Regions from separate parts of the Homo sapiens genome. Here regions 2, 3, 4, 5 and 6 are each linked to region 1. Evidence: chromatin loops called from intact Hi-C (ENCODE). Cell type or tissue: heart left ventricle. All regions are shown on one strand. Links, peaks and the distances in the headings refer to the core of each region. The heading gives the core; the rest is flanking DNA.

The links. Peaks named below come from ENCODE experiments on the same cell type or tissue, not always from the same donor. Only the 100,000 strongest peaks of a DNase experiment are listed, where the experiment ranks them.
Region 2: it touches region 1 in a loop (2.1-fold over the local background); 3 of 110 quality-filtered maps call a loop at or near these places.
Region 3: a loop joins it to region 1, with 2.6 times the contacts of the local background. A loop is called at or near these places in 18 of 110 quality-filtered maps.
Region 4: it touches region 1 in a loop (5-fold over the local background); 19 of 110 quality-filtered maps call a loop at or near these places.
Region 5: it touches region 1 in a loop (1.8-fold over the local background); 18 of 110 quality-filtered maps call a loop at or near these places.
Region 6: a loop joins it to region 1, with 3 times the contacts of the local background. A loop is called at or near these places in 20 of 110 quality-filtered maps.

Annotation. Positions count from the first base shown.
Region 1 is chr11:17,844,898-17,849,905 of GRCh38, reverse strand. The region is part of intron 10 of SERGEF (secretion regulating guanine nucleotide exchange factor); the gene reads left to right. LOC124902642 (a long non-coding RNA gene) reads left to right here. Exons shown (of 2, transcript XR_007062610.1): 2 at 1-2,603. It overlaps LOC107984317 (a long non-coding RNA gene), which reads right to left and starts at 2,531. Exons shown (of 2, transcript XR_001748144.2): 1 at 1-2,531. In heart left ventricle, for the core only: a CTCF peak has its summit at 2,937 (motif pointing right); no DNase peak of the experiment used is centred there.
Region 2 is chr11:17,597,142-17,601,141 of GRCh38, reverse strand. It overlaps OTOG (otogelin), which reads right to left. Exons shown (of 56, transcript NM_001292063.2): 31 at 1,445-1,471. Among named protein-coding and RNA genes, the nearest start is that of OTOG, 52 kb to the right of the region's middle. In heart left ventricle, for the core only: CTCF peaks have their summits at 1,821 and 2,025 (motif pointing left); a DNase peak (open chromatin) is centred at 1,981; H3K27me3 peaks cover 450 bases.
Region 3 is chr11:17,977,418-17,982,425 of GRCh38, reverse strand. All of the region lies in intron 8 of SERGEF (secretion regulating guanine nucleotide exchange factor), which reads left to right. Among named protein-coding and RNA genes, the nearest start is that of SERGEF, 33 kb to the left of the region's middle. In heart left ventricle, for the core only: CTCF peaks have their summits at 2,271, 2,474 (motif pointing right) and 3,547 (motif pointing right); a DNase peak (open chromatin) is centred at 3,545.
Region 4 is chr11:17,768,313-17,773,320 of GRCh38, reverse strand. KCNC1 (potassium voltage-gated channel subfamily C member 1) reads right to left here. Exons shown (of 4, transcript NM_001112741.2): 2 at 723-1,656. Among named protein-coding and RNA genes, the nearest start is that of KCNC1, 36 kb to the right of the region's middle. RefSeq lists enhancers at 1,073-1,573, 1,574-2,074. In heart left ventricle, for the core only: a CTCF peak has its summit at 2,209 (motif pointing left); no DNase peak of the experiment used is centred there.
Region 5 is chr11:17,758,284-17,763,291 of GRCh38, reverse strand. All of the region lies in intron 1 of KCNC1 (potassium voltage-gated channel subfamily C member 1), which reads right to left. Among named protein-coding and RNA genes, the nearest start is that of KCNC1, 26 kb to the right of the region's middle. RefSeq lists an enhancer at 2,213-2,714. In heart left ventricle, for the core only: a CTCF peak has its summit at 2,740 (motif pointing left); a DNase peak (open chromatin) is centred at 2,741.
Region 6 is chr11:17,729,029-17,734,036 of GRCh38, reverse strand. No RefSeq gene overlaps it. Among named protein-coding and RNA genes, the nearest start is that of KCNC1, 3.2 kb to the left of the region's middle. In heart left ventricle, for the core only: a CTCF peak has its summit at 2,822 (motif pointing left); a DNase peak (open chromatin) is centred at 2,786; H3K27me3 peaks cover 2,530 bases.

The DNA.
Region 1 (5,008 bases), core at 545-4,544:
AACTGAAATGACATTTGCTGAGACATAATATAGTAAAGCAGAAAAAAACATAGATTTTTGAGTAAGACATACTTGAGTTTAAATCCTGATTTTGCCACTTACTGATGGTATTGACCGTGAATAAATTAATCTCTCAGGTCCTAAGATTCCTCATCTGTAAAATGGGTCAAATAATATTTCCCTTGCTGGGGGTAATTTTAAGGATTCTAAATAATGTATATAAAGCAACCAGCATTGTGCCTGGTCAGAGTAGGTCCTCAGCACATGGAAGCTATTATTATTCTGTCTCCTGGTCCTGTGCTCTTTCCAGTCTACCAAGATGTCTACTACTGTAGATATAGAAGGTACAAGGGATTGGCCTTACCTGTCTTCAGCCCATCAAATGCTAGAAGTCTTTTCATTAGCCTCAAGGGTGGGGTTGGGGGGGTTGTTTTATCCCTTTCTAATAACAGAAGCTGGAGGCAGCTTTTATTGTATAGGTAAAACTTAAATAATTTTATATCAATACCAGAGCTGCTGCAAAGCAATAAAGTAAGTATCACGTATGACTCTTGTTGATAGTAAGTGCCCAGAGTCAGGAAATGCTTTTTGGATTTTAAAAATATGCATAGAATTTGACTAGGAGAACAAGAGATACTTCATGTAGGATCAACGGTGTGGAGGTAAGACAATGTAAGATTTGCTCAGCTTGGCTAGAACAAAAATTGTCATTGGTAGGGGAGCATACATGATAAGGATGGAAAAATAGACTCGTATATAGAGCTTCACATGTGCATGTAAACACACACATGTTACTCACATCTCCTATGCATGTACATTGCCAACCTAAAATACTTAGAATTGATTGGAAGCATTGGGTGAATAGATATTATTTCATCTCTCTATGATTTGTAGAAAAGCAATGTGGTCAGAAGAAAGAGAGCTAGAGTGGGGGTTGGGAGACCCAGATGTTGCTCTTGGTACCGCCCCATTCGACTGTATAATCTGGACAAGACATGGAACCTCTTTGGGCCTTATCTCCTCATTTATAAAAACATCTGTGCCACTTTTGGAAAATCCTTTGGAGCTATTATCAAGAGCCTTGAAGATGTCCATTCACTTTCATTTATTAATTCATATCCTAGCATTCTTCTCTAAGGAAAGATCTTAAATATGGAAAAAAACTTTATGGTTAAAGATGTTCATCATAGTCTTTTTATAATTTAGTAAAATTAGGAGCTACCTAATTTTACTAACATTTGGTAATGGATAAAAGATGACCTATCTGCTTCACTAATTTGTAGTGTTTATTAAGTAAGAATTGCAGCATTGGTCATGTAAAAATGAAAACAAAAAGGCACATATGAAAAATATACTGGGAAATATACTTTCCAGTGTAGGAAGCATTGTTGATGTTATCCACACCCTTCATGATCCAGACCCAGATGTTCACACCAGCTGTCTTTGTGCCACCACTATTTACTGTATATGGTGACCTCACTATGGTGACCTTAGGACATTTTCCTAACAAATACCTTTCATCCCTGTATGCTTTTGTATGTCTGGTTCATTCCTCCTGAAATTCCCTTTACTCCCTTGTCTCGCCATGAATATCTGCTCTTCTTCTAGTCCAGCTCTGCAAATTTCCCTGACTTCCTAGGTGGAATCAGTTGCTCCTTCATCCTTCTTTCTATAAAATTTGTAACTTGGCTCTAACACATATGTCCTCTGTTACAGTCTTCTTGTTTGTTTCCATCTCTGCACATAGACTGGGCCTTCCTTAGGGTCAGAATTGTGTTATCAACAAATCCCTAGGATTCAGCAAAGGGCCTGGCATTTAATAATCACTCAATATATGATTGAATTTTTACTTTTTTATTTTGATTTTTTGCTTTTCCATGTTTTCTGCATATTTTATAATGACTATGCATTGTGCTTATAATGGAAGAAAAATAGTAGTAATTCATTTACTCATTTACTTTAACAAGGTGACTGACCTAGTTCAGAGGTTCTCAAACTTGGCAGTTCATCAGAATCACCTGGAGAGCTTATTAAATTGCAGATACCCTGGCCCCTAGACAGACTTCTTGAGTCCCAGTCTCCCGGATAAGGACCTGGAATCAGTATTATTAACAGGCTACCAGTTATTGGGATGCTCAGCCATGTCTGAGAACCTTTGACCTCAGTACTGCTAAAGCCCTTTCAGCTTAAAATCTTCCTAATTCTTTGATTGGCCTTCTGTCCCTTGCTCCCCCTGCTATGAGAGGCTTTAGCTGGAGGGCATGTGGAGCAACAGGCCATACAATGGAGAATACCTGTACTAGCTTCATTATTGGGCTCCTCTTCTGTGCCAAAGACTGCTTTGTAAATAGCGTTTTAAAATATCTATACAATCATACTTTAAGGTCAGTTTTATTTTCTCCATTTTACAGATGAGAAAACTGAGGCAAAGAGAAGTTGTGACTTTCCCAAGGTCAAATAAGAAAGCATTGGATGCTGTGTTTCAATTCAGTTCTGTCAGACTTCAAAACTGGATCTAGAATTTCCCTCACTGCCCCTCCCTGTCCCCCTTCCCCCCAAATAAAGGAACCCCAGCAGGGTCACGTACAGCCCTGCTGAGTGCAGACACGTTCTGCCGTCTGCTCAGGCATGTGGAATTAGCATCCTTGGGCAGCAATGCACCACATAAGCAGAGGCTTGCAGCTCACCAAATGTGCTCTGGCGCCCACCCACCTGCTTACAGGGTGCAGTGAAGCAGTGGAATTCAATTTGCGGCAGTGACCTAAGAAGAGCTATTTTTAGTAAGAAAGTAGGTCAGGGGCTGCAGCGGTGCTGCCTGATAAAGGAACAGCCTCCCCTGTCACCAGGAGGCTTGCTCACTTCTCGCACAGCCAGTGTGGAGGTGAGGTGCAGATCTGACATCCTCACATGACTGCAGTTGTAATCATTACTGTGGAGCCACTAGGGGGTAATACACACACACATCTAAGACACAGAGGCTCTTGCCTGGGTTTGCTTAAGGTCTTGGGCCCTAGTCTTCCTCAGGAGATTAGAATCCCTTCAGGAAACACCTCTAACATACTAGGAGGCTCATCTATTATATACCTGCTACATGTCAGCCACCATTCTGGGTTCAATATGCATTCTCTCATTTAATCTTTGCAGTATCTCTGCAAGGTAAGTATTATTATCCCAGTTTTGCTGATGTGGAAATGGAGTTGCAGAGAAATTAAGAGATATACTCAAGATCACAGTGTTCATGTGTCATGGAGCCATTTTTGAATCCTGTGAGAGACTTCAGTGCTGATGATCGGATGACCAGACCATCAAACCATGCTGGAGGTGATTTTTTAATTACCATTCTGCCTCTGCCCCGTTTTGTTCAATACTTCAGAGAAAAAAAAATACAAAGATGGTGTTCTCCATCTGAACTTATCTGAATCAGGACAGGAAAGACCCAGGACACAGACCCTTTCCCCAGAGAGGAGAGAATACATCTCTACATACTGCTGCCCAATCATCAAGCCCAGTAGTTGCCAAAAACAAACCAACCACCTGATTTCCCTGGGCCTGGAGTGTTTCAGAATCCTCTGCCCCACTTGTTCTGCCGTGTATTAACTGCAGAGCTGTGGCAAATTGCAAGGCACTCATTGGCGATACACAGGTGGACATGAGCTTGTTAACAGAATGCAGTAATTGACATACCGTGATTCATTATGCACAGCACGAAGGACTCTAGTAGAAGCCCACTTTATGGCCAAGAGCTGCTGGCACCACCAACCTTGAGAATTTGTTCCTGGCTCTGTTCTGTCTCCCCAGCTAGAGAGCACCATCCCTTTAGGGGCCAGAAGCAGTCTGTGGCTTCAGTCTTATCTGCCCCTACCTCCAGGCAAGGAGTAAGGATACTTCCCTGGTCCCAGGCTGCATGACGTTGGAGGGAGATTATTTGTTCATTCATTCACTCAACAAGCATTTAAAAAAATCTGGCCAGTAATGCAGTGGAGAACAAGACAGATAGTTCCTGCCCTTCCAGAACTTAATCACCTGGTGACTATCAGAACTGCAAATTTCTAAGCACCCAATTCCCAGTTCTATAGACCTGGAAGTGGGCCCTCTCTGGACCTTAGTTTCTTTATCATCAAATGAGTAGAAAAGAGAGAATTGTATTGGTCAATCTCTTTTAGCTCTAAGATTTCAGACTCTGTGGTTATGGATTATAAACATGAGTCACAGTATCAGTCTTAGTCATTTGTATCCAATGCCAAAGGAAAAAAAATGAAAATCTCAAATTTCAGAATCTGGATGGGAAACATGGACACAAGCTAATTCAATTTCTTCACTTACAAATGGGAAAAATGAGGCTAAAAGAAGGGTGTGTCTTGCCTAGTATATCAGTGAACAGAGCCAGGATGGAGAGGCCAGTCAGCTGAGCCCAAGTCTTGAGACACCCCATTCCTACTGAGGCTGCCTCTTCACTCAGCACTGCTGCTGTGCCCCTGTTTGGAACCCTTTCTGCACTTGGCTTTTCTAACAGTGAGCTCTACTGAGTCTTCTACTTACGCCTCTAACCACTGCTTCTGTGTTTCCTTATCAGCCCCAGGGCCGATGGCCTGAGAGTAGAAGAAGGAGTAGGCTTTGATAGCTGAGCCCCCAAAGGTAAATCAAATTTAACTTTGTTATGCTAAGGCTATAAAAAAAAATGGACATGAAGAAGTTGAAGCAGAGCATGTAGAGTTTGCTGACAGAGTTCTCGAACAAGCAGTTACAGAGGCAAACCACAGTGAAACAACAGAAGAAGGGAACCTGGTGGAGATGGCTGCTGAGAAGTTGCTCCATGAACTCAGAGGACCTATAGAAGGGCCTACCTACACTCATTGTCTTAGAGCAGCCTTGCTAACCCACGGGCAGCGAGCTGCATGTGGCCCAGGACAGCTTTGAATGCAGCCCAACACAAATTTGTAAACTTTCTTAAAACAGGGGTTTTTTGTTCTGTTTTTTTTGTTTGTTTGTTTTGTTTTGTTTTTTTTTA
Region 2 (4,000 bases), core at 1-4,000, 250 kb after region 1:
TGCTGGCTGTGCTGGCAAATGGCTAACAATGAGATCTCAAACAAAAAAAAGTGGTTTGTAGGGCTTCTGGATTTCCATGGCGTAAACACTCCCACCAGGGGTCAACTGGAAACTACCAACTGAATGTGGAGTTAGAAACACAATAGGTGCTAGAGAGGCGGCGTGAGCCTGCTCCACACACCGCTGTGGCAGGACTCAGGGACCACTGACTTCCCAACACCTGGCGGGCCCGGACCAGAGCAAATGCTAGTAGAACGGAGCAAGGATGGGTGAGTGGGTGGGTGGGTAGGTGGAAGATGCTAGAAACAGCTTGTCCTTTGCCAGTTACTGCCACCCAAAATGCCATGGAAGAGAGAAAACGAAACAGCTCCATCTTGCTGAAATGCCTTGCCTGATGTCAGACAGATCCTGTCTGCCCCAGGGACCACAGTTCCCCCATTGCAGGCTCATTCCTTTACCAATTGAAGGTCTGGGGCTGTCAAGAGCCCCTGGGGACTAGCATTTTGGCAGAACTGCAGTCCTGCGGATGCTCATGCTACACCCTGGTCCGGCCGTCATCTCGCAGGCCCCCAGATGGTATCCTGTCTCCAGTCTCTCCTTTCCACTTCACCCACCACAGTCAAGCCAAAATCTGATAATGCAGGCAACTGAGGACAAAAAGTCTGGGCCTCTGCCCACATAGGCCTGCTCCTGGCAGCACAGTCCCTGGAGGAGGGTCGGGGATTGGAAGTCAAAGGCGAACAGCACTGAGGACCAGATGAGCATCTCACTCTACCAAGGTCTGACCCTGGCCCAACTGGATGAAGTTCGGTGCTAAAAACTACTCCTGGGCAGCCCTTCTCTACCCCACCCACCCAATCCCAGTGATTAAATTGATGAATTGGCTCTAAACTGGACATTAACCTCCCCTGGGTCTTTGGTTATGACCTGTGTTTTCACCCTCGTTAATCTAAATGTCAGAGCATCTCCCGGAACCCTGCAACCTTGGCTGAGTTTGAAGATGAATGTGGCAGGCCACATGTTTTGTTCCACCCATAGTCAGAAAGGGCAGTTTGTGTCTGCTTTTGCCAAAAGCTAATCTTCGGGGAACCCAAGGTGATGTTCTGTGGGCCTGATGAGCTAGATTATGAAGGCGGAGGAGCTGGCACATAAGTGAGAATGGGGTTTTTCCTTCCTGGTGGGGCTGCCCTGCCGAGCACAGTCCCCGGGAGCTGGCCTGCCTGGGCCCCGGACAGGGGCTGCAGGAACTGCTGAGGATAGAGGTGCAGGACACCCCTGGGCCCTTCACTGTCAGGGCTCTCTCTGCATGATGGGGGCCCTCCCATTCCGGGTCACGGCTCTTCCAGGGCCAGCAGCGCCTCGGGATGGCTGATGCTGTGTGGCGTCAGGACAGGGCTGGCAGTGCCTGAGCCCCTGAGACTCTGCGTGGGGAGGAGGGGCTTACCTTTGTTAAAGAAGTCACAGTCATACGCTGAAAGAGAGAGAACAGGAACTTCCTGAGAGCCAGCCCAGAGCCTGGAACAGACAGACAGAGCCAAGGCTCCCAGCATCCCAGCCTCCCTTCTTCCCCAAGTGCTGGGCCTGGCCTGCCTCCCACATGTCAAGATTTGGGAATGGTCATGGATGCAGATGTCTTAAGTGGAGGAAAGAGAATGGCTCCTCTCTGGGCCGACAGCACGAGGCTCAAAGACTGGCACACAGTAGGCACCTCAGCGATGTGTCAAGTAAATGAACAAACGAATGAATGTTGAAAAGAAGCAGGTGTATTTTGTGTGGCGCCAAAGAGCAGGATTAGAACCAAGGAGTGGGAGTTTTAATCAGAAATGTTGCGGAAGGCCCCCAGAGGAATGCAAGCACAAGATGGAGGCTGGTCTTCCAAGAGCCTTCGGTGGGAAGGGGACCGGGAGCCCCCAGCATCCCCGGCTTCTTCAAGCCCCTTGCACTGCAGAGGCGCTTCCACCAGCCGAGCTGTGAGAAGCTCCCGCAAGCGTGAGCTCAGCTTGCCCTCTAGTGGTCATCCCCAGCACCACACCCTGTTCCCCTAGCCCCTCAGCTGCAGATTCTCAGTCCACTGAGGTGTGCCTGGGACCTTGCAGGAGACCCCTAAAGCCAGCAGCAAAGCCATGAGGAGCCAGGCGGATAGACCTGGGATAAAGCTTAGGAGCAGCATGCTTCACACATAGGCACGGTCTGAAGAGAGCCACCGACTCACTGCACACCCCAGACCACAAGGTCAATGCATCTGGGGTCACCCTCCAGAAAGAACACTAGGAGTCAGGAGACAGGCCCGCCATGTGGCTAGGGGCACGTGCCTGCCTCTCCCTCCATCTGCAGACTCAGAAGGCTGAACCAGAAAATTAGAAAATCTCCAAGTTTCTGGTTTCCAGGGTATACCCAGTCAAGGGGTGGTAGCCGAGAAGAGTCATTAAAAAGCCAGCTCTCTAGAGTCAGACCTGAGTTCAAATCCCACCTCCCTCACTCATCAGCTGTGCATACTGGACCAAATTACTTAACGTCAGTGAAATTTAGTGCCCTCCTCTAAGGTGGGACCGCTACGTACATCTGCCCCATAGACCTGCCAGGGCCTGGACCAGGGTAAGGCAAAGTGCTCATCTTGGATGTGAAATTTAAGGGGCTACCAAAAATCTCAGTAATCAAGATAAATACTATCTTAATGCAATATTTTTAAAACATCAAAATTAATGCAAAAATATCCATGATAAATAAAATATTACAATTTAAAAATAAAGACAAGATCATTAACAGTCTCCCACTGAGCCAGAGTAGAGACTGAGACAAAAGGAAACATTAATACTATTGATCCTTTGATAGTTTGTTCATCACAGTATTTTTACAGCAATTTTTATTTTACAGAAATATTATATTGAAACATTATTTCTCTTGATTACTGCATTTTTGGTGCCCCCTGAAACTTTGTACCCCAGGTAAGCACCTCAATCACCTCCCCCTAGTCTTGCATATTAAATGAAGTAATGCACATAGGCACAAGGCCTGGCACACAGTGGACCCTCAGCAAGTGTCCTTCTGCTCCACCTTCTTCCTTTGGCGTCTTGCCTGCAGGCCTCAGGGCTCTGGACATGTCAGTACCGGGTGTCCATGAAAAAATGACAACAACCCCCACATTAGCACAGGGCACTGTGCCAAGTGCTGTACATGCAATGCCTTGTTTAAACCTCACAGTACCCTACAAGGTAGAAGCAGTTATCTTCACCCTTCTATTACAGACGAAGAGACTCAGAGTGTGAGGAATATGTCCCAGGCCAACTCAGTGGAGCTTGGGGCCAAACTCAGTCAGTCTGACCCCAGAGCGCAAGGCTGTGTAATGGCCATCGCACCCCAAGGTGAGGTGCTTGCACGAGGAAAATCCTTTGGTGCGTGGGAATAAATAAAAAATAATCAATGAAGAATTTAGCCTTCTTTATATTTTCTTTCATCTTTTAAATATTAATTTTTAAATTTGTTTACATATTTTACTTGAGGAGTATATCTATGGATGCATATCTATGTACGCATATGTATGTGCACAAAATGATTTTACTTGATAGGTGTGTGCAATGAAAAGCATCTGCAGACCACCATTACTCTGAATAAACTGATCATCTGTGCTGCCTCTGATGGGACCTGCAAACCTCAGCTGACAAAGGACTTCTATATTCATCACCCAGTTTGGTCCTCAGAGTCAACCTTGGGGGCAGGTCTATTCCTGCTTCTCACACAAGAAAATTGAGCCCTAGAGAGGTTGGGTGAGTTGTTTGAAGTCACATAGCTTGCGAGTGGTAGCTCTGGGTCTAGGCTCCTGACTCTTCTAACAAAGTGGCTATGAGCTCGGGTTCGCATTGGACTCTCTAGGGATGAACCCTGGCTCCTCCACTAACCTTGAGCATGTTACTTGATCTCTCTCTCTAGGCTGTTTCTTCAACTGTAAAATAGGAAATATATAGCCCTGTTTCAAAGGGTAGTTGTAAGAATTCAATGAATA
Region 3 (5,008 bases), core at 598-4,597, 130 kb before region 1:
CTTTTTTATTCTTATTAAAGTCATGAGTTTTTATCCTAGAATCCTTAGAATGTCAGTAATGGATGGAAACTTAGAGATCATCTGGCCTTAATTCCTCAGTTTAGAGATGTGAAAACTGAGGACTAAATAGGGGAGGCACAGTGAGTGAATGAAGGAGCTAGGACCAGAACTCAATCAAGTCTCATGACTCTCAGTACAGTGTTCTTTCTGCCTTGTTACATTCTTTCCAGAGATGATGAGGAAGTGTGGACGACTTAACTAGTCAAATCCAGGGACCTGAACCAGGAATGACAGTTCCTTCTGTATAAGAAGTTCTGCTTTGGCCAGGCATGGTGGCTCACGTCTGTAATTCCAACACTTTGGGAGGCTGAGGCAGGTGGATCTCTTGAGCCCAGGAGTTTGAGATCAGCCTGGGCAGTATGGCAAAACTCTGTCTCTACAACAAAATATAAAAAAAATTATCTGGGTGTGGTGGTGCGTGCCTGTGGTCCCAGCTACTTGGGAGGCTGGGGCAGGAGGATGGCTTGAGCCCAGGAGGTGGAGGTTGCAGTAAGCTAAGGTTGCGCCACTGCAGTCCAGCCTGGGTGACAGAGTGAGGCCCTGTCTCAAAGAGAAAAAAAAAGAAGTTCTGCTTCAAGAAAACACTTATTCTTACCTGAAGAGTGCAGCCATAGATTTCTTTAAGGATATGTGTGTGGAGTAGAAACTGGGAAATGGTTCCTGAGAAGCGAGGGTCAGGAGGCCATTCTGGGATTCACAGAAGCAGCTACATGAGAATACAACAGCAATCATAACTCTCACGGACCACCTTTATTACTATAAAGTACTTTCACATCCATGTTCTCATATGAAGTTGGCAAGATGAGTATTATTATCCTTACTTCACACAAGAGTCCCTAATTCGTTAATGGCATTGCCCTGTTTCACACAGAAGGGCAGAGCTAAAACTTGAATCCCATCTTTTGTCCCCAAGCCTGCTATTCTAATTCCAGATCTTGTGTTTCTCAGAGAGCTCTAACTCATCAGCTAAACTTCTTTTACCCTTCAAAGAAACATCTTTCCCCAGCTTTTGACAGTGATACTACATTTCGGCAAGCAATTGGAAGGAAATTCATAGGTATCTTTAGTCCTTTAGCAGATATTTGTGAAATGCTTATCTATATGCATATAGTACTATGCTACAGAATACAGGGGAATATAAAATCCAGAACCACCTTTAGGAAGCTTGTGGTTGGATGAGCAACTAAATATTTAGTAGAAGAATAAAAAGATTGTGGCCAAGGGCCGAAGGAGTGACCCAGACACTGCAGGCTCTAGGATTTCAGGGGAAGGAGAGGTCAGTGTGGGTGAAGTTGGTCAGGGAAGGGTGTGAAATTGTGGTTGGGCTTTGGGAAGGTCACATTTTAATAGATGGAGAGTTTGACTTGCTTCTCTTGCTTTCTCTTTGTCCTCTGGCAAGACACTAAACTCTCTGGTCCCTTTCTTCCATCTGGCCAATACGTTTACATAATAATCTTTAAGGGTCATTCCAGCTCTGAAATTCTATCCTATAAAAAATAAAACTGGCCTAAAGAAATAGTCATGGATGTATTCAAAGATTAAGTATAATGCCATTTACTGCAGCCTAATTTATAATGACAAAAACAAAGGTATGGAAACAAATAAAATTGAAGAGAGATTGGTTAAACAAATTGTGGCAGAGCCATATGTTGGAATATTATATTGTCATTAAATAGAATGTTTTAGAAGGATATTTAATGACAGGAATACGCTCGTGGTATAGTAAGTGAAAAGAATGATTAACCATACTGTAACTTCTAATTTGTTGAAAGAAAAAAAGAATGTTTCTGTAGAAAAGACTAGAAGGAAATGGGCCAGGTGGGATTATGAGTGAATTTGTTTTCTATGATGAATTTTGAATATTTTCAATTTGATTATAGCTCCTATAAATACTATTTTAAAGTTAATAAGATCACTTACCCCTCAGTGCAAGAGACTGGCTCCTTTGCCATCTATTCCCATGTATATATGTCCTTGACAAGTCACTTGCACGGGCCTCAATTCGGAGGTTGCATGGAAGAGAGGCAAGATACTTTAGCAGGAGGCAGGAGAGTGGCCATCTATTTTTGGCTCGGTCATGAGTCAGCTTTGTGACTTTGGGTAAGTCCCTCCTGAATATCCCTGAGCCTCAGTTTCTTCATCTGAAGAGGGGAGTTGGAGGTCACAAAAGGTCCTTTAAGTTGCAAAATATATTTGTTCCTAAAGATGGATAATTTCTCCACTATTGTGGAACTGGCTAAGAGGCCTCTTTGGCTTCTTGAGCCTGGCCTCTTTCTTTTCTCTCCCGCTCCCCTGCACTTGGGCTCTGCTGGCTGCAGGCTGATTTCTTTCATTCAGAGTTCAGGGTGAATTGGAGTAGAAGTTGAGTGACAGGGTCTCTGCGCAGGTAGGGTGTAATGACAGCACTGAACCACTAGAGGGAAGCATTGTTTGATTACTTTCCCCTTTCCCATTTTTTAGCGGCTGTGTCTGCAGGTGAAGATCAGTCTTGATTTGCCTGGGGGTTTCAAATTCTAGCATTTTAGAATTAAAAGGACTTCGAAGATCATCCAGTAAAACCCTAGTATGCTGCAGATGTGCGATGATAGAGGCCTGGAAAAGCAAGCGACCTAGTTAAAGTCACACAATGTGCTTTTTCAGGGTCTACACTGTAAAGGAAGGCTGCAGACAGAGCCAAGGGTATGATCAGTTGAGTCCACAAAGAATAGACAGGTCCCATGTTGTGCAGAAACCTAAAGGATCTACTTGTATACTTGCATTCACTGAGCGCCTCTGGCCAGGTGTTAAGAGGCCTGGAGATAGAGAAGAAAAGATATAACCCTGCCCGGAGGAGCTGCTGTCTGGCAGGGGGAAGCTCACACAAACACACAATGCTACCCCAGGTGTCTTCCCCACTATTTGGTGGTCTGCCTAGTCTAGGATCCAGGCTGTGGTGGTGGCTTGGAGCCTGGTTTATGGAAGACCCTGCAGGTGTTCTTATGAATGATCACCTCCAAGATTAGGGAGATACATTGGATACCCCAAGTTTGTATTTCCAGTTAATTTCTGCAAGCAGTGCTCAGCCTGTTCACGTGCCATGCCTTACTATTTCTTGAGGTTTGCGAGGAATCCTGGCAGTTTTTTCCCCACCTTCAAACAGCTTTGTTCCTTGGCTCTAGGCTGACTTTATTTTTGGTTTGCAGGTACCCACCAGCCCTAAGCATTGTGGCAAAGTGAAACCGTGTACTGGCCTGGGAACCAGGCAGCTCTGTGATCTTATGCAGGTTACCTTCTGTCTTTGAGAAGGGAGGTCATGTTCTCAGCTGCAGCTGTGTCATCTCTGCTAGAGAGATGAAGCGTTATCATTATATTTGGATTTTGTGTTTGGCTGTGAATACCCATTGATCTGTGGTCTAGAGAAGTGTAGCATGTGTGCACCTGAAGCAGAAGCAGGAGTCACCCTCTGAAGTGGGTGTATTCGACAAGGGGCTGGGCCTGCAGGGCCACCAGATGGCAGCAGTAGGCAGCCAGCTAGCCTTGGGATGAGGCTGGTAGAGTCATCATTCGGAATTAGTAAGGTCAGAGCTGAAAGGGCCCCTGGAGGTCACCCAGGCCTTCCCTGTTTTTGTATGGATGGGAGAACCTAGGCCCAGAAAGGGAAAGGGTCTTGCATAAGGACACACCCTGAGTTAATAGCTGATAGTCCTTGCTCTTAACAGGAACTGATATGGATCTGACCTCTAGCTGGCTGCCCCATGGAGATCCAGGGGACAAGGGCCAGTGAGCCAGCTGTGGGAGAGGACCTGGCAGTGGCAGTTAACTGTCTGCCTTTTTCCTGATTTCTTCAAGGGCCTGGTCTTAATGATTTTTCACCTTCTCACTCACAGCAAAAGCAATGTGCACATCTTTTCTGCTCGCCTCTGCCCTGTCCAGTTCTCCTCCTCAGTTCTCTGGACCAAGGCTTCCCATCACACTGTGCAATGGATAGAATTAGGGGTCATCTCTTAAGTCCTATACCCCACAGATGGGCAGGCCCAGGGCCTTGCCAGAGACATGCTGAAGACATGAGTTAGCACAATTGGTTGAATAAGAACATTTTTTTTTTTTTAATTTCCAAGGGGATCAGGTTAGGGCAGGGAGCCAGTGTTTGCCAAGTACTTACTATGTACTAGGTGCTCTGCCAGGTACTGCTCTACAGCCTGAGGGTAATACTGCTGTAGCCCCTTAAGGTAGGGTTCATTTCCCTTCATTCTAGGTGAGGATTGAGGCTCAGAGAGGCTAAGTGGCTTGTATAAAGTACCATAGCTAGTTAGAAAGCAAAGCAGACACTTGAATCCTGCTGTGTTTGATATCAAAGCTTATTTTATTTCATCATGCCACTTCCTCTCAAGGTGACCTTATGGGAAATGTAGCAATTGACTATCTTATTCCATTCAGGCTGCTATACCAAGTGATATAGACTGGGTGGCTTATAAACAATAGAAACCTATGTCTTACAGTTCTGGAGGCTGGGAAGTCCTAATCAAAATACCAGAAGATTTGGTGTCTGGTGATGACCTGCCTCCTGGTTCATAGACTCTCACCTTTTTGCTGTGCCTCACATGGCAGAAGAAGTAAAGGAGCTCTCTGGGGTTTCTTTTATAAGGCCAATGATCCCATTCATGAGGGCCCTACCTTCATGACCTCATCACCTCCCACAGGCCTTGTCTCCATAATATTAAGGGTTAGGATTTCAACATATGAATTTGATGGGGACACAACCATTCAGTCTGTAGCAGCCCTTTAGGCTTTAGGGAGGGGGCAACAGATATTTTGTCTCTCCTTCCTGGAGAAAGCTTCTGGGGGAGTTATGGTGGTGAACTGCCAGAGGGAGGAGGCCTTTGAAGCAGGAAAGGGCAGGTATTTATTGGAGCAGGTTAGGGAGTGGTGGCTGGTGGTATAAAGCCCACTGAGAAATGGTTAAATACCT
Region 4 (5,008 bases), core at 151-4,150, 76 kb after region 1:
CTAGAGTCACTTCAACAGGTTCCTAAAGATAAAGGCTAAACTCTAGAGTGGTGGTAGAAGATGAGTTGGTTCAGCATGCTATGGGGTAAGTAAGCTTGTCACGGAGGGCTACAGGCGTCTCCTGGGAAGGACCTCGAGCTGGGCAGCCCGAAATCAGGGCAGGAATTCTACTCAGCTATGGAGACAGGCTCTGCCGGGGGTGAGAACCCTTGCACCTGCCTTTGCAAGGGACCCTCCTGCCCAGATCCCATGCACCATCTCTGCCATCTACACAGCCTGAAGGGAGCCATGGTAAGGACCAGATCAAAGGCTGTCTAGCGTTTCCAAATCACACCCGCCCCCACTCTGTCCCAACACCGGGTCAGTAGCCTGAGTCAGAGACTCACACCGGACTCCTGCCCCACCAAGCAGAGCCCCCCTGGCTCCTGCTAAGTTAGTCCTCAGCAACCTGGCGGGCCGCGTTGTCTCTTCAGAACATCACGAGACCAACCGCGTCAACCTCCTTACCCAGGGGCACCAGTGAGGTTCCTCTAGCAGGCTCTTGCCTGCTGAATTTGGCCGCCCAGCATCTCCCTGGGCCCCCAGGCTCCACACCTCCAGACTGAGTGCGGGGTCCGGGGTCACCCACGGAACTAAGGAAGCAGTCTGACTGGATCTGGAATCATCGCTACAGGGGGCAGAGGTGAAAGGTCAGATCGACATGCCTCTAAGAGGTTTCCTACCTGCTCTGTTAATTTCTAAAATTTCTTCCTGGGCCAGCGGACATGTGTCACTCTGAGTACTGTGGTGTGGAGAGTTTACGACAGATTTACAATAATTGGGAGATCCCAGCTGCGGTGGCCGCGGAATATGCTTCTTTTTTTTCTTTGGTAGTTTCTGCTTAGCCATGGCTAAGGAGTAATACATCCCGAAATTGTTCACGATGACGGGCACGGGCATGGCGATGGTGAGCACGCCCGCCAGCGCACACAGAGCCCCCACCAGCATGCCGGACCACGTCTGCGGGTACATGTCTCCATAGCCCAGGGTCGTCATGGTGACCACGGCCCACCAGAAGCCGATGGGGATGTTCTTAAAGTGCGTGTGCTCACTGGCGCTGGGGTCATTGGGCTGTGCCCCTATCCTCTCGGCGTAGTAGATCATGGTGGCGAAGATCAGCACGCCCAAGGCCAGGAAGATGATGAGCAGCAGGAACTCGTTGGTGCTGGCTCGGAGCGTGTGGCCCAGGACCCGCAGGCCCACAAAGTGGCGGGTCAGCTTAAAGATGCGCAAGATGCGCACGAAGCGGACGACGCGCAGGAAGCCCAGCACGTCCTTGGCTGCCTTGGAGGACAGGCCGCTCAGCCCCACCTCCAGGTAGAAGGGCAGGATGGCCACAAAGTCAATGATGTTGAGCGAGTTCTTGATGAACTCTACCTTGTTGGGGCAGAAGATGACACGCATGAGGAACTCGAAGGTGAACCAGACCACACAGACGCCCTCGATGTAGGTAAGGAAGGCCTCCGTCTCGGCCTCCCGGTAGTAGCGCACTTGCGTGCCATTGCGAACGTTCTCGATCTCCGTCTTGTTCACGATGGGGTTGAAGCGCTCGTGGGTCTCCAGGCAGAAGGTGGTGATGGAGACCAGGATGAAGAAGAGGGAAGCGAAGGCCACATACTGTGGGGATAAAGACACAGTGTCAGAGGGAGGCCCACCCAGAGTGGAGAAGCCTGGGTTGCCTCTGTCCAGTCCCAGGGCCAGGCGGGGGGAGATGCCAGCACCAGGCCCCCTGCAGCACGTGCTACATTTCCCTCCTCAGGGCACAGGGGGCCTGCACGACCGTCAGGGCAGGCTCTAAAACCCTCCTACTCCGCCTTCCATGCTGTCTTCTTCCCCCTATTGCCAGCTAGATGTGGAAGCCCCAATAACTAGTATAACTACAGAGGGAAGGAGCCTGGGTCCCTGAAAAGAAAGACATCAGCCACATACCCACATTGAACTGTTACCTGAGTGGGAAATAAATTTCCATTGTGTTCAGTCACTGTGATTTGGAGCTGATTTGTTAAGGCATTTAGCTACCCTGCCCATTTAGCTAGCCTGCTGGGGCTGAAGTTTGCAAAGAAATAAGAGGGGGCAGCTAGAGTGGAATGAAGCCCCTCAGAGGCCAGATCTCCATTTGTTCTCCCAACTCCAGGCTCTTTGCTCTTTTCCATGGGTCTGTACCTCCCTCATGTGGTCTCTTTCAGGTTCTATCCTGCCTAGAGCTGAAAAAAATGTATGTCTTCCCCATGGTCATAGACAGCTTTTTAAAATGTACCCCCTCTCTCTGTCTTCCTAGGAACTTGCACCACAACATGGTAATGAGTTCCCTGTCCTTGGAGGTACTCAAATAGAGGCTGAATGATCTTTTGTGAGAGAGACTGTTTGAGGATTCAGGCATCAGGAGGAGAATTGCACCAGGGATCCCCAAAGGCACCATAATCCATAGGCTCTGCTTGACTCCTTTCCAGCCCTAGGGTAGGGGTGTGAGTGGGAGGGAGGAAGAAGCTGCTGGAGGCCTGGGGCTTCCCAAACATGTGTGGGCACCTACTCTCTCAGACAGCACCAATGAGAAGGAAATGGCCAGGATCACCCTGCCTGTCCAGAACCACCTGCTCTGGCCCTGAGCCCCCAGCAAAAAGGTTTGGGAGACCCTTTGGTTTGGTTTGGAGGCCTCATCTAATGACCCCCTAGGCTTCTCTAGCCTGCAGCAGGCATGGGTACCGAGGAGACAGAATCAAGCAGCTTTCTGAGTTTCAAACCCTCCTGCTCAGACTGGATTCTGGGGCAAGGTCTCTTCTCACAGTCTCCTGCCAGCCCCGCCGGGACTCTAACACACTGTGGCCTCCCTTGGCCCTGCCCTGGGTGGATGGGCCCCTGCCAGTCAGCCCTCTCTCAGGGGCCCAGATAGTCACTCCCGCCTGCATGTCCTCACTGCACCCCACCCTTTTGGGTCCCCCTTCTCCCTGCCTAGCCATGGCCAAAGCAGTGCCTTCTCCACAAGGCAGCTCCGGGCTACAGTCTGCAAGGCGTGACACCTTTGTTCTCTGACCTGCCCTCATAGATCATTTGGAGGAGGGCCAAGGTCGCGCCCTGTGTCAACAGCAGGAGGCAGCCATGCTGCCCCTAGAGGCCGCCTTGTTTGCAGTGATGCCCCTCCCCCACCCAGGGGGTGCCCTGGAAGTCCCAGAACAGTCTTGTTTGGATTAACCATGGTCACAGGGCCTGACACTCAACCTGGCAGGGATCTGGGAACCAAGAATTATGTGGACCTTCCAAACCACATTCTGTGTTGAGGGAAGCTGGGAGCAAAGGGAAGTGACAAAGTTGGCATCTCAGAATGACAGAGTGAGAGTAGCCTGTAGATATGATCTGTTCTGAGACACCACATGCTACGAACGGGGAGCTGAGGCCCAGAAACGGGAAGAGATCTGCCTAAGCTATGCCAACGGGACACTACTAGTCCTGTTGGTTCCAGAGCATTGTGCGATTTTCAGAAAACTGTCTCCTGAGCCACTATCAAGTGTGGTCCATATGCAGCCTTCCTTCCTTCCATCCATCTGTCCCTCCTTCCTGTTTTTAAATTTTTATTAATTAATTAATTTATTTATTTATTTTTATTTTGCAGAGATGGGGTCTCTCTATGTTGTCCAGGCTGGTTTTGAACTCCTGGCCTCAGGTAAGCCTCCTGCCTTGACCTCCCAAAGTGCTGGGATTACAGGCGAAAGCCACCCCACCTGGCCTATCCCTCCTTTCTTTCACCAGCACATCATCCTCCCTTCCTCCTTTCCTTTCTCCTTCCCTGCCATCCATTCATCCTTTTTAATTCATTCATACACCCATCCATCCACTCATCCTCCCTCCCTTCTTTTCTCTCTCCCTCCCTTCCTTCTTTCCATCCATACATCCATTCATCTTCCCTTCCCTCCTTTTTTCTTTATCTCCCTCCCTCTTTCCTGTGTCCCTCCCTCCATCCCTCCCTTCCAACCACCCATGCACCCATCCATCCATTCCTCACAAGGCACCAAGTTCTGCCTGGCACAGAGTTGAATAAGGCCTCATTCCAGCCTCAGGGAGCTCCCTGCCTAGCTCAGGTGAAGGATACATTCAGAGACAAGTACAATGCAGTGGACTGAAAAGCTGAACCCTCAGCCCTATGAACTAGAAGAGGCTGGAAAAAGGTCAGAGTAATGTGGGCGCACTTGAGAGAGGCAGGGTAGAGGCTCAAAGCCATGGCTCCCAGATCCAGAAAGACCAGACCTGGAGCACAACAGAGGTAGACCAGGAAAACAATGTAGAAGCAACGGGAAGAGGCTGCCATGCTGGCTGCAAGTTTAATGAGCTCCAGAGCTCTCTCCATCACCAGAGTTGCCAAGGCTCTTGGAGCTAAAACACACATCCTGGTCTGCTGGGTATCTGGCTTCAGATCCCCCCTAGAAGGCCGCATTCTGGAGCTTGGCGTTCACAGCCCAGAGACTCCCTAAGGGCAGGGCAGGCCCCCCAGCTGCACCCCCTGCCCTGGCCTTTGTATGGGACGAGAGGAACAAGCACACTGTGGATGACCGAACGGTGCCAAGAGGCAGGGCCCACTGCACACTTGGCTCTCAATCCTGGCTGAAGGCTGGAGGCACCTCCCCTCCTCACTGCCCCATCAGCCAGGACATCCCATTCCCAAACCGCCCCCCCCCCCACCAACATCCATTCTCCACTGTACTCCCTGTTCATATGGGACTCTCTCCGGGCAGGGTCACTGCCATCAAAGCAGGTTTAGACTTCAGTCTTGGCTACCAGAGGGTGCTTTCAACTGGAATCCCAGCTCTGCCCATGCAGCCCACAGAGAAAGTCCAAATTCCCCAGCCTGGCACACGAGGCTCTCCACGTCCTGGCCTCATTTGATTTCCCAGGGTCCTCTCCCTGCATGCACCCAACATTCTTGCCATGTGCAGCTCTCTGCCATTTCTGACCACAGAGTGTCTCCCCACCTCCGTGG
Region 5 (5,008 bases), core at 630-4,629, 87 kb after region 1:
AGGTGATAGGCAGGGTGGGGGGCTGAGCCGGCCCAGCTCAGGAGCCCCCTGCATCTCCACAGTGACACTTTCCATCCCAGGATTCAATCTGAGAAGGGGGAGAGCCAGAGCCAGAAAAGGCAGCGTCCCGGCGCAGACGTCCAAAGAGACAACGGCTCACCTCACTGAATTCATTCTCTGGACCCTACACCTGGGTCATATCCAGAAAGAGCCCCCACAACAGCTGGGCTGGCCCATCCCGAGGTGGCAGGGGTTCCTATGGTACTTTCATCCCAAGATGCGTATCTTTTTTTTGGAAGTTGAAACATATAAAATGCACACATCCCGGAATGGTATTTCTTCCTGGATCCGCACATGTCTTACATCGGTGGCACCTTGGGCTTGTGGAAACCTGGTCATTAGAAGACCAGAGCACTGATGGAGGAGGTCCTCGGGGGAGGTTGCAAAAGCTGCCTGGCGGGTGGGAATGGAGAGACGAAGGCGCAGCACGGTGAGGGAGTGGCCCAGGGGTGCAGAGCACTCAGCAGGACCAGAGAGGGGAACCACGTTCTCCAGGAGCATCAGCACTGGGCTCCAGTGTGGCGATTTTCTTATCAAGTCTTGGCTCAGGCAGTATCCCTCCAGCCCTCCAGGCCCCTCTCATCCCTCAGGCCCACCTGCCTTCAAGATCCAGTCAAAGCAGCTGGAGTCTCATCAGAGGAGGTAGTGGCTGGAGCAGAAACGGCAGGACCGTGACGTCACACCCGCCTGCTTTTCAGGCCTGACTCAACCAGGTGACTGTGGTCAAGTCACTGTCCCTTTCTGAGCCTTCATTGTCTGCCTCCCAGTGGTTGTAACAGTGAGTTGAAATAATACACAGAGAGCAAGAAGGAAGTGTTCAGACACACCGCTGAGCCTCCACACAGAGCCTCTCACCTTGAAGCTCCGGTGGACCCTCCCGCCCTGGTCCTCTCCAAAGGTTTAGGATCATGTAGAAAAGCCTAGAATCTTCTAGTCATGGAACGGGAACTGCTGAGCTGGGAGGTGCCTGGGAGTTTGAGGCACAAAACACCACCATTGTCCTTCAGAGACCCGTCTCTTCCCACACTCAGCCCATGCAGTGTGAGTGAGGCTGAGCCTGGCCCAGCAGCAGGTGACCAATATCCAGTGATGGCCAGCCCTTGTCCTGCAGTAAAAGGGGAGAGGGTGTCCCTGAGGAGACGGCCTCAGAGGGATCCCGTGGGATGGGGCCGGAGGAGCTGTCTCTGGATTTAGCAACAAGGAGGCCCTGGTGGGGGCTAAACCCATGCCCCTGGAAGGGTAGAAAGGAGAGCTGGGAGTAAGAACCTTTCCCTGGAGGTGGTTGGTGGGGAACGAAGGAGGCAGGAGTGGGCAGATGCTGGTGTGATGGGCAGGATGGCAGGGGAGGGAGAGTGCTGGGGAGAGTGACTGAAGGGAGATCCAAGCGCAGAGCCCAGAGACTCTGGCTTAGTAGTTACGGGTGGGAACAGAAATTCACCTTTAATTTGTGCCCCAGGAGGCTCTGATGCCACCAGCCAATCCTGGCATTTGGGATCCATGGGGCCAGATAAGACCCACATGCTAGGCAGGTCTGATGCTTAACGGACCACGGTAGGTGCTGGCAAGTAGGCCACATGGTGGAAGGAAAGGAGGCCTGGACTTGGCTCCAGAGACCTGAGTTTGAATCCCAGCTCGGCCACGAACCATATGCCTATGGCCTAGTAACCTCTTGGAGATGCAGTTCCATCATTCTTAAAATAACACACTCCAGGAAGTAAGACAACATTGAGGGGTGTGGAAGAAAAGGCCAGGTGCCTAGGACTTCCCCAGATCCAGGGCAAAACCCCAAGACTGCTGGCTCCCTTGCACACTGGCATTCCGGGAGCTGGCCGAGGCGGCCCTGCACAAACAACAAACATCCAAACACAGAATTTTGTTTTTCACAAATTACCAAGAGGTGAGGGAGGTGGGAAGGTGAGCAGAGCAATAGTTAAAGGGAGAAATGTGTTAAGTTTTAGGCCTTTCTCTCTAATTCTTTCTGCTTCTGCTACCACTTGCCTGTTAAGGGACCAGGAGCCAAGGACAGCCTGGTGGGAACCGCCAGTGCAGCACACAGCCAGCTTCCTGTGGACGAGTCCAGGTGTGTCCAAGATCCAGCCCTGTGGCCTCCAGTCAGTGAGAGACATGGTCCTCGAGGTGAGGGGGACTTCCTGTCCCCATGCTTGCAGGGTTTTCCACGTGGACCCCTGCCTGTCTTGGGTGTCGGGAGGGAAAGGACACCCAAGGTCGCACGATGAGTGGGGCTCAAGCCAGAGCTGCCGACTTTCCCGCCTAACTCTGGTAACAAGAAAAGAGATGACAACAGCTTCCTGAGTCTTGGGCAGGCCCTGCTTCCGGGGCTTCCCATGCACTGTCCCGTTTAAACCTCGTGCCAGCCCAGTGCGGTGTTATCATGTCACTCTCTAGATGAGGAGCTGCCATTCAGAGGGAAAGAATCTTGCCTGAGGTCTCAGCACTGGATCAGTCTCACTGTCCTCGGGAACAACGGACTTCATTGCCTTCCATAAGCCCCCTAAGCAGCAGGCAGCGCGTGCAGAGGTCCCACCATGCGAGGTGGCATGGAGGTGCCCTTGTAGCCGGATCTGGCGACTCTGACCTTTCTTGGCCACCAGCAGGTACAGAGGGCCCTAGGGGAGGCCTTAGGGAGTGTGGTGTGCTGTCCCACAGTGCCCCCTGCAGTCCCACAGGCCAGGAAACCTGAATGTTAGTCCCCAGAAGGACCAATCAGGAGCCCATATCGCACCTGCTCCTGTGGACTGAGCCTTCCTCCTGGAGAGCAGATGGTAAATAAATACGGAGGCTAACGGGGGTCTCCTCTCACCCTCTCCCATTAGCATCTTAGACTTGGAGCAATACCAGGATCCCACGTGGGAAATTCCTCTTGTGTTTCAGGGCTTAGAACAAGCAGGTGTCTCCTAGTACGCCTGTCTACATTTCTGTTAGTAAATGATGAGTCATAAAACCCTTCACATTTTCTCTTTTGCTCTGACTGCCAGGGAGCTCGGCTAAATTTAGTGCTCAATTCTAGGCGAATCCTTTACCTGGGTTTGGGGTATAGCTATTTCTTTTCTTCATTATACTACATGTATTTTTTCTTCTTTATTTTTAAGGGTTCTGTGGTAGGTGTGTCTTAGGTGCCTCAAACATTTTTTTGGGAAAGCCACAGATTGGAATAAGAAATACGTGAATAAGATTCCCAGATTAGGCAGTGAGTAGGAAGGCGCTCCATATAGGATATGCAGACATGCCTCGTTCGACTGCGTTTTGCTTTATTGCATTTCACAGATATTGCAATTTTTTTTCCAATTCAAGTTTGTGGCAACCCGTGCTATTTTTCCAACAGCATATGCTCACTTTTTGTCTCTGTGTCATATTTTGGTTATTCTAGCAATATTTCAAATTGTCATTATTATTATATCTGTTATGGTGACCTGTGATCATTGATCTCTGATGCTACTATTGTAATTGTTTTGGGGAACCACAAATCACACCCGTATAAGATGGCAAACTTAATTGATAAATGTTATCTGAGTTCTGACTGGCTGTTCTCCCATCTCTCTCTCTCCTCAGGCATCTCTATTCCCTGAGACACAACAATATTGAAATTAGGCAAATTAATAACCCTACAATGGTCTCTAGGTGGTCTAGTGAAAGGAAGAGTTTCATGCCTCTCACTTTAAATCAAAAGCTAGAAATGATTACGCTTAGTGAGGAAGGCATGTCGAAAGCTGAGATAGGCCAAAAGCTAGGCCTCTTGCACCAAACAGTCAGCCAAGTCTGAATAATGCAAAGGAAAAGTTCTAAAAGGAAATTGAAAGTGCTACTCCAGTAGACACATGAGTGATAAGAAAGCAAAACAGCCTTACTACTGATAGAAAGTTTGAGTGTTCTGGATAGAAGATGAAACACAGCCACAACATTCCCTTAAGCCAAAGCCTAATCTAGAGCAAGGCTCTAACTCTCTTGAATTCTAGGAAGGCTAAGAAAGGTGAGAAAGCTGCAGAAGAAAAGTTTAAAGCTAGCAGAAGTTGGTTCATCAGGTTTAAGGAAAGTAGCTCTCTCCATAACATAAAAGTGCAAGGAGAAGCAGCAAATGCTGATAGAGAAGGAAAAGCTGTAGCAAGTTATCCAGAAGATCTAGCTAAGATCACTGATGAAAGTGGCTACACCAAACAAAAGATTTTTCAATGCAGATTAAACGGCCTTCTATTGGAATAAGATGCCATTGAGGGTTTTCATAGCTAGAGAGAAGAAGTCAATGCCTGGCTTCAAAGCTTCAAAGGACAGGCTGACTCTCTGGTTAAGGGCTAATGCAGCTGGTGACTTTAAGTTGAAGCCAATACTCACTTACCACTCTGTGAGTCCCAGTGCCCTTAAGAATCAGACTAAATCTACTCTGCCTGTGCTCTAGAAATGGAACAACAAAGCCTGGATGATAGCACATCTATTTATAGCATGGTTTACTGAATATTTTAAACCCACTGTTGAGACCTACTGCTCAGAAAAAATGATTCCTTTCAAAATATTATTGCTCATTGACAATGCACCTGGTCACCCAAGAGCTCTGATAGAGATGTACAAGGAGATGAATGTTGTTCTCCTGCCAGCTAACTCAGCACCCATTCTGAAGCCCATGGACCAAGGAGTCATTTTTACTTTCAAGTCATATTCTTTAAGAAATACATTTCATAAGGCTGTAGCTTCCATAGATACTGATTCCTCTGATCAATCTGTGCAAAGTCAATTGAAACCTTCTGGAAAGAATTTACCATTCTAGATGTCACTAAGAACACTTGTGATTCATCGGAGGAGGTCAAAACAGCAACATTAACAGGAGTTCAAAAGGAGTTGATTCCAATTCTCGTGAATGACTTTAATGGGTTCAAGACTCCAGTGGAGGAAGTCACTGCAGATGTGATGAAAATAGCAAGAGAGCTAGAATTAGAAG
Region 6 (5,008 bases), core at 588-4,587, 120 kb after region 1:
CGTAGTTTCCCTGAGCACTGACACCCCCACCCCGCACTTCCTAGGGCTTCAACTGCCCTGGGTGATAAGCTGGTGTTATGTCTGGGAGCTGGGTGGGAGCTGCTGCTTGCTGTGATTCCTCCATCTTCACAGTTGGTCCTGGGGGTGGGAGTTCCAGTTTGAACCTCAAAGCCTTCCTGGCCCATGCCTGCTGCTAGTGCCTTGGTTTACTCAGTAAAGCAATCACTCCTTTACTCCTTACTTGTTTCAGGATCCGTCCCAGGCACAAGGACACAAGAGATGAATCTGACCCAGCCTCTGGCCTTGAGAAGCTCCCAGCCTTCTGGGGAGGTGGCCAGGTGGGCCTAGGCAGGACTGGGGAGGTCAGGCCCGTCTCCAGGGGTGGCTGGGGTGGGAAAGAGGCTTATTGATCCCAGCTCAACCCAATCGAACACAGGATGCCTGGGCAAAGGGCGATTTAATTAAGAAGATATGAGGCTTTTATTACTGCTGGCACTTTCTAACTGTGCAGACAGCTGTCCCTCTACCCTGACCCACAGATGCCGTTGTGAGCCTGGGGACAAAGCTGTGCCACAGACATCGCTCTCCTTACTTGGCCAGGGGAATCCCAATCTAGCCACAGGAAAATCTGTGTGTGGTGGGTAAAAGGCTTGAAGGGGTGGAGAGGGGCAGGGCAAGGATTGACAGATGGGAATAGGACAAGGGGAGAGACAGAGAGGCTAAATTAAGTCAGAAATGGGCAGAGTTGGGCAGAGACAAAGAGAGGGTTGGATTTTGGGGCCTGCATGGCACCTCCTCCCTCCAGATATTGATCTGTGTGATTCCTCTAAATAGGAGCTGTTTCCCCTTCAATCTCAGAGTAATGCAGGGATGAGAGTGATTTTGAGTGTCCCTTTCACCCTGACCAGTGTGAGTCCCCATCTCCTAACCACAAGGAAGCCTGGCCTGGTGTGGCCCGGCCTGGTGTGGCCCATCCTGGCCCATATTCAGATCCCCGGGACATGGGTTCTCAGGAAATTCTGTCCCAACATTGGTAGAAGATGAAATAGAAATGGAGAATCCAGAAGGAAGAGAAAAAGGTGGACACAGAGGCAGACACATACACACACACACACACACACACACACACACACACACACACACACACACAGCTGGGAGAAATCAAGATGGGGAGAGACAAGAAAGCAGCCTCTCCAAACCTTCCTTTCTTTCTACCCAGATGTCCAGCCCCTCTTCTCACCCAAGAATCTTCTGGGATTCTACTAGCCATAGGGTTCCAGGACTTCACCTCTCTCTTCACCTGCAGAACCACACGGGATCAGAGTATGGCTCCTGATCTTCTCCATAGCTCATCTGATCTCCATAAAAGGACCATCAGCTCCTCCAGGGCTTCTTGTTTGCTTCCCTCCAGAGTGCCCAGAATACAGTAGATCCTCACTAAGGTCCAGATGATTTGAGAAAGGCTAGGAGAGAGGCTGGGATCCTAGAACCCAAGTGGCAGAGACTGTGGGAGTCTGGAACACCTAATGGAGACCAAGTCAGGAGGAGGGACTTACCCAGGGTTTTTTAGGGAATCAGTGCAGGGCCCCATCACTACGCCATGGCGAGTCCTAATAGGGGGCTGCAGTGTGACCCAGGCAGTTGGGGAGGGGGCACAGAGAGACAGAGAGAAACAAGGGGCTCCTGGTAGGCAGAAGGTTGGGTGATTAGGGGCTCTGGACGATGTGTTAGAAAGAGGGAGGTAGGCCAGGGTTGGAGGCAGAAGGAATGTGAAAGGGTATTCATTGCACCCTAAAGCCCATTACACCCTAAAATCCCCCAAGAGGTAAGCAGAGAAAACTCAGACACAGGAGCCTCCCCAGCAGGAGAGGGTAGCTGTTCCCAATGTGCCCCACACTGTTCCACTTTAGGATTCTCACTTTGATCCCTGATGACACACCCCCAGCCCAGGCCCCAAAGAATGGCCTCCCTTGTGGATCCTGAACAGGACATCAAACTTTCTTCTCTCACTTCCCCTTCACACTGCGAGAATGCTAGCATTTGCAAACAGCCTAGGAAAACCAAGAGGGCAACACAGAAGAAATCAACAAAAACCAAAAACCAGAAAACAGAGAAACAGAGGGTTTTGGGGGGAAATAGGAGGAAGAATGACTAACCATTCCCTAGCTTCTCACTCGCAAACACTAACGACAGACCCCCAGCTAGACTGAAAACCTCACTCCTTTTCCACTTTGGAGCAGCACCTCCTATTCGCAGCCATTTGCCCCTCCCTTGCAGAAGAAAGCTTGTGGTCTGGTGCCAGAGGGTCTTTGGTAGCTGGGGCTGGTGGGGGTGGGAGCAGTTGTGGTGTGGTATGTTCAGTGGCTAAGAGCACAGACTTTAAAACCAGACTGCCTGGATTCAAATCCCAGCTCCAGTACTGACTAGCTGTGACCTTGGGCAAGTTACTCAACTTCTCTGTGCCTCGTTTTTTGCTTTTACTGTTGTATTGAAATAATAATAATAACTCCTGTATCCTTAACATCTAAGTTCTAGAATTTCTCTTGTTTAGGCCCAAGGAGGGATTGCTGGGCTTCAGTAAGCTTCATGTAGGAAAGGCTAGAATATAAGCTGGTGTTGGGAGTGGACTAAAAAAAAGGTGAAGGGAGTTCTGAAGCCAAGTTTGGCCTATGTTTTCCCACCTGGCACTTGCAGGCCTTAGATCTGGTCCTGCTAAGCTCTGGAACTGGCCCAAGTCCAGCCCCTAGGCTTTTGTCCAGGTTGGCACATCCTCCATGCTGCTCTCCCAGGCCCAGAGCCTCAGCCCTCCTGGTGGGCTGGGGTGCCATCTTGTGGCCATGGCTGGGAACTAACCTAAGCTGGGTATTGACCGAGAAGGCTTTGAGGATAGTAACCCTGCTCTGATGGTAAGCCGTGGGGGTGGCAGACATCCCCTCCCTAGACCATACCGCCTGCCTCCAATGGTCAGGGAAGATTGAATCCAGAGATGCCGTAGTGGGAAATTGGCGACCTTGGCCACAGATCTGTAGGTTGAGCAGTGACCCTGGTAACCTGGGCTGAGCTGCAGCGAGGTATACAGCTAGCTGTTCCTTCTTGGAAACTCTGGGGCAGGGGCACCAACATGGCTTAGGCCATGGGAAGTCCAGAAAGGGGCCAAGGTGAAGAATACTCTTGGAAGGTGTCTAGACCAGGGTTTCTCAACTTCTGCACTGTTGACATCTTGGCTCAGATGTAATCCTTTGCCAGGGTTGGGGCCGGGTGCTGTACTGTGCATTGCAGGATATTTAGCAGGCCTCTGTCCACTAGGTGTCGGTAGAAGCCTCTTCCCTAGCAGTGATCACCAAAAAGGTCTACAGACACTGCCAAATGTACCCTGGGAGGTAAAATTTCTTCCGGTTGAGAGAACCACTGATGTAGACAGACTTGGTTACAAATCCCATTTTTGCTATTCACTAGCTGCGTCAACTAGTCCCATTCCCTCTCTAGGCTTCTATTTCCTCATTATCCATAAAGGGACCAATGTCTGGTAAGGATTAAATGACATGGTACCTCATTTCCTCTTCTTCCCTTTTCTCCCTTCCCTCGGGCTCCCTAGCCCACTTCTCATCCCTCTGTGACCAGCCCTTACACCCCCTCCCCCTCATGGACTCCTACCATCCTTCAGCAATGTCCCTTAGGGTGTCAGTGTGGCCCTGGGGACAGAGCATTAGCCCTCCCTGGGCCTGGATGCCTCTCCCTGCAGGCTGTGGGAGGGAGGTGCGGAAGTGTGAGATGAGATGATGGCTGTGGTGAACATGGTCAGGTGTGCATATATGTAAGGAGGCTGGGTGGGTACAGGCCCTCCTGCAAGCATGTTCACAGCAGGACTGTGCAGAGGACACTGAGTTCTCCTCCCAGAAGCAGCTGGAGACTCGTGGCTACCCTAAAGGTCTTCCCTCTGCGGCTCCTCTGATAGGGAGAGCCTGGCAAGTTCTCTTGTATGTACACCTGTGGATGTGTCAGCCTGCAGGTGAGCATGGTCAGTATGCAGAGGTGGGTCCAGGGTGTGTAGGGCCTGAAGCCTGGAAGTTTTGGGGGTCACTCTTTTAAAAAAAGAAAGCAAAAAAGAATACAAAGTTGGATACAAAAGTGAATATTTATTTAGACTTAGAAAAGGACTCAAGACCAAATATAAATTTTAAGAAGCTGACATATACTACAAATATTTAAAAATACAGAAAAAAGCTTCATATTTTTATTAACTGCACGGCACACCTATATAATGATTTAAAATAAGTTACATTTATTTGGAAGCATTCAGTATGCCAACAAAAACAGATGCAACTTTTTTTGCAATTACAGAATAATATTTAGTTAATACATTTATTTTACATAAGCTACATCGAAGATGACTGGAAATTAAAAAATCATCACCTTCCCTCCAATATAACTATTTTTTTCTGTGTACTAACAAGACCCTGCTTTACATTTCTATGCCAATTTATAGGTCCCGGGTAGTACCAGGCACAGTTAGTAGCTACTGAAAACACCTCCTGGACAGGACTACTTAAAGATACATTATGAAATGCAAGGGACCCAGAAAACTCACAACAGTATTGAAGAAGGAGAGTAAAGCTGGAGGACTCACGCTTCCCAATTTCAAAACTAACTACCACACTACAATAATCAAGACTGTGTGGTATTGGCATAAGGATAGATAGATAGATCAATGGAATAGAATTGAGAGTACAGAAATAAACTCATATATTTATGGTCAATTAATTTTTGACAAGAGTGCCAAGACAATTCAATGGAGAAAGAATCGTCATTTCAATAAATGATGCTGAAACAACTATATATTCATACGCAAAAGAATGAATTTGGATCCCATACTTACACCATATTAAAAATTTTAAATGGACCAAATTCCTAAATGTTAGGGCCAAAGTCATATAACTCTTAGAAGAACTTGAAGTAAGTAATCGTTTCTTAGATGTGATGTCAAAACCATAAGCAAAAAAAAAAAAAA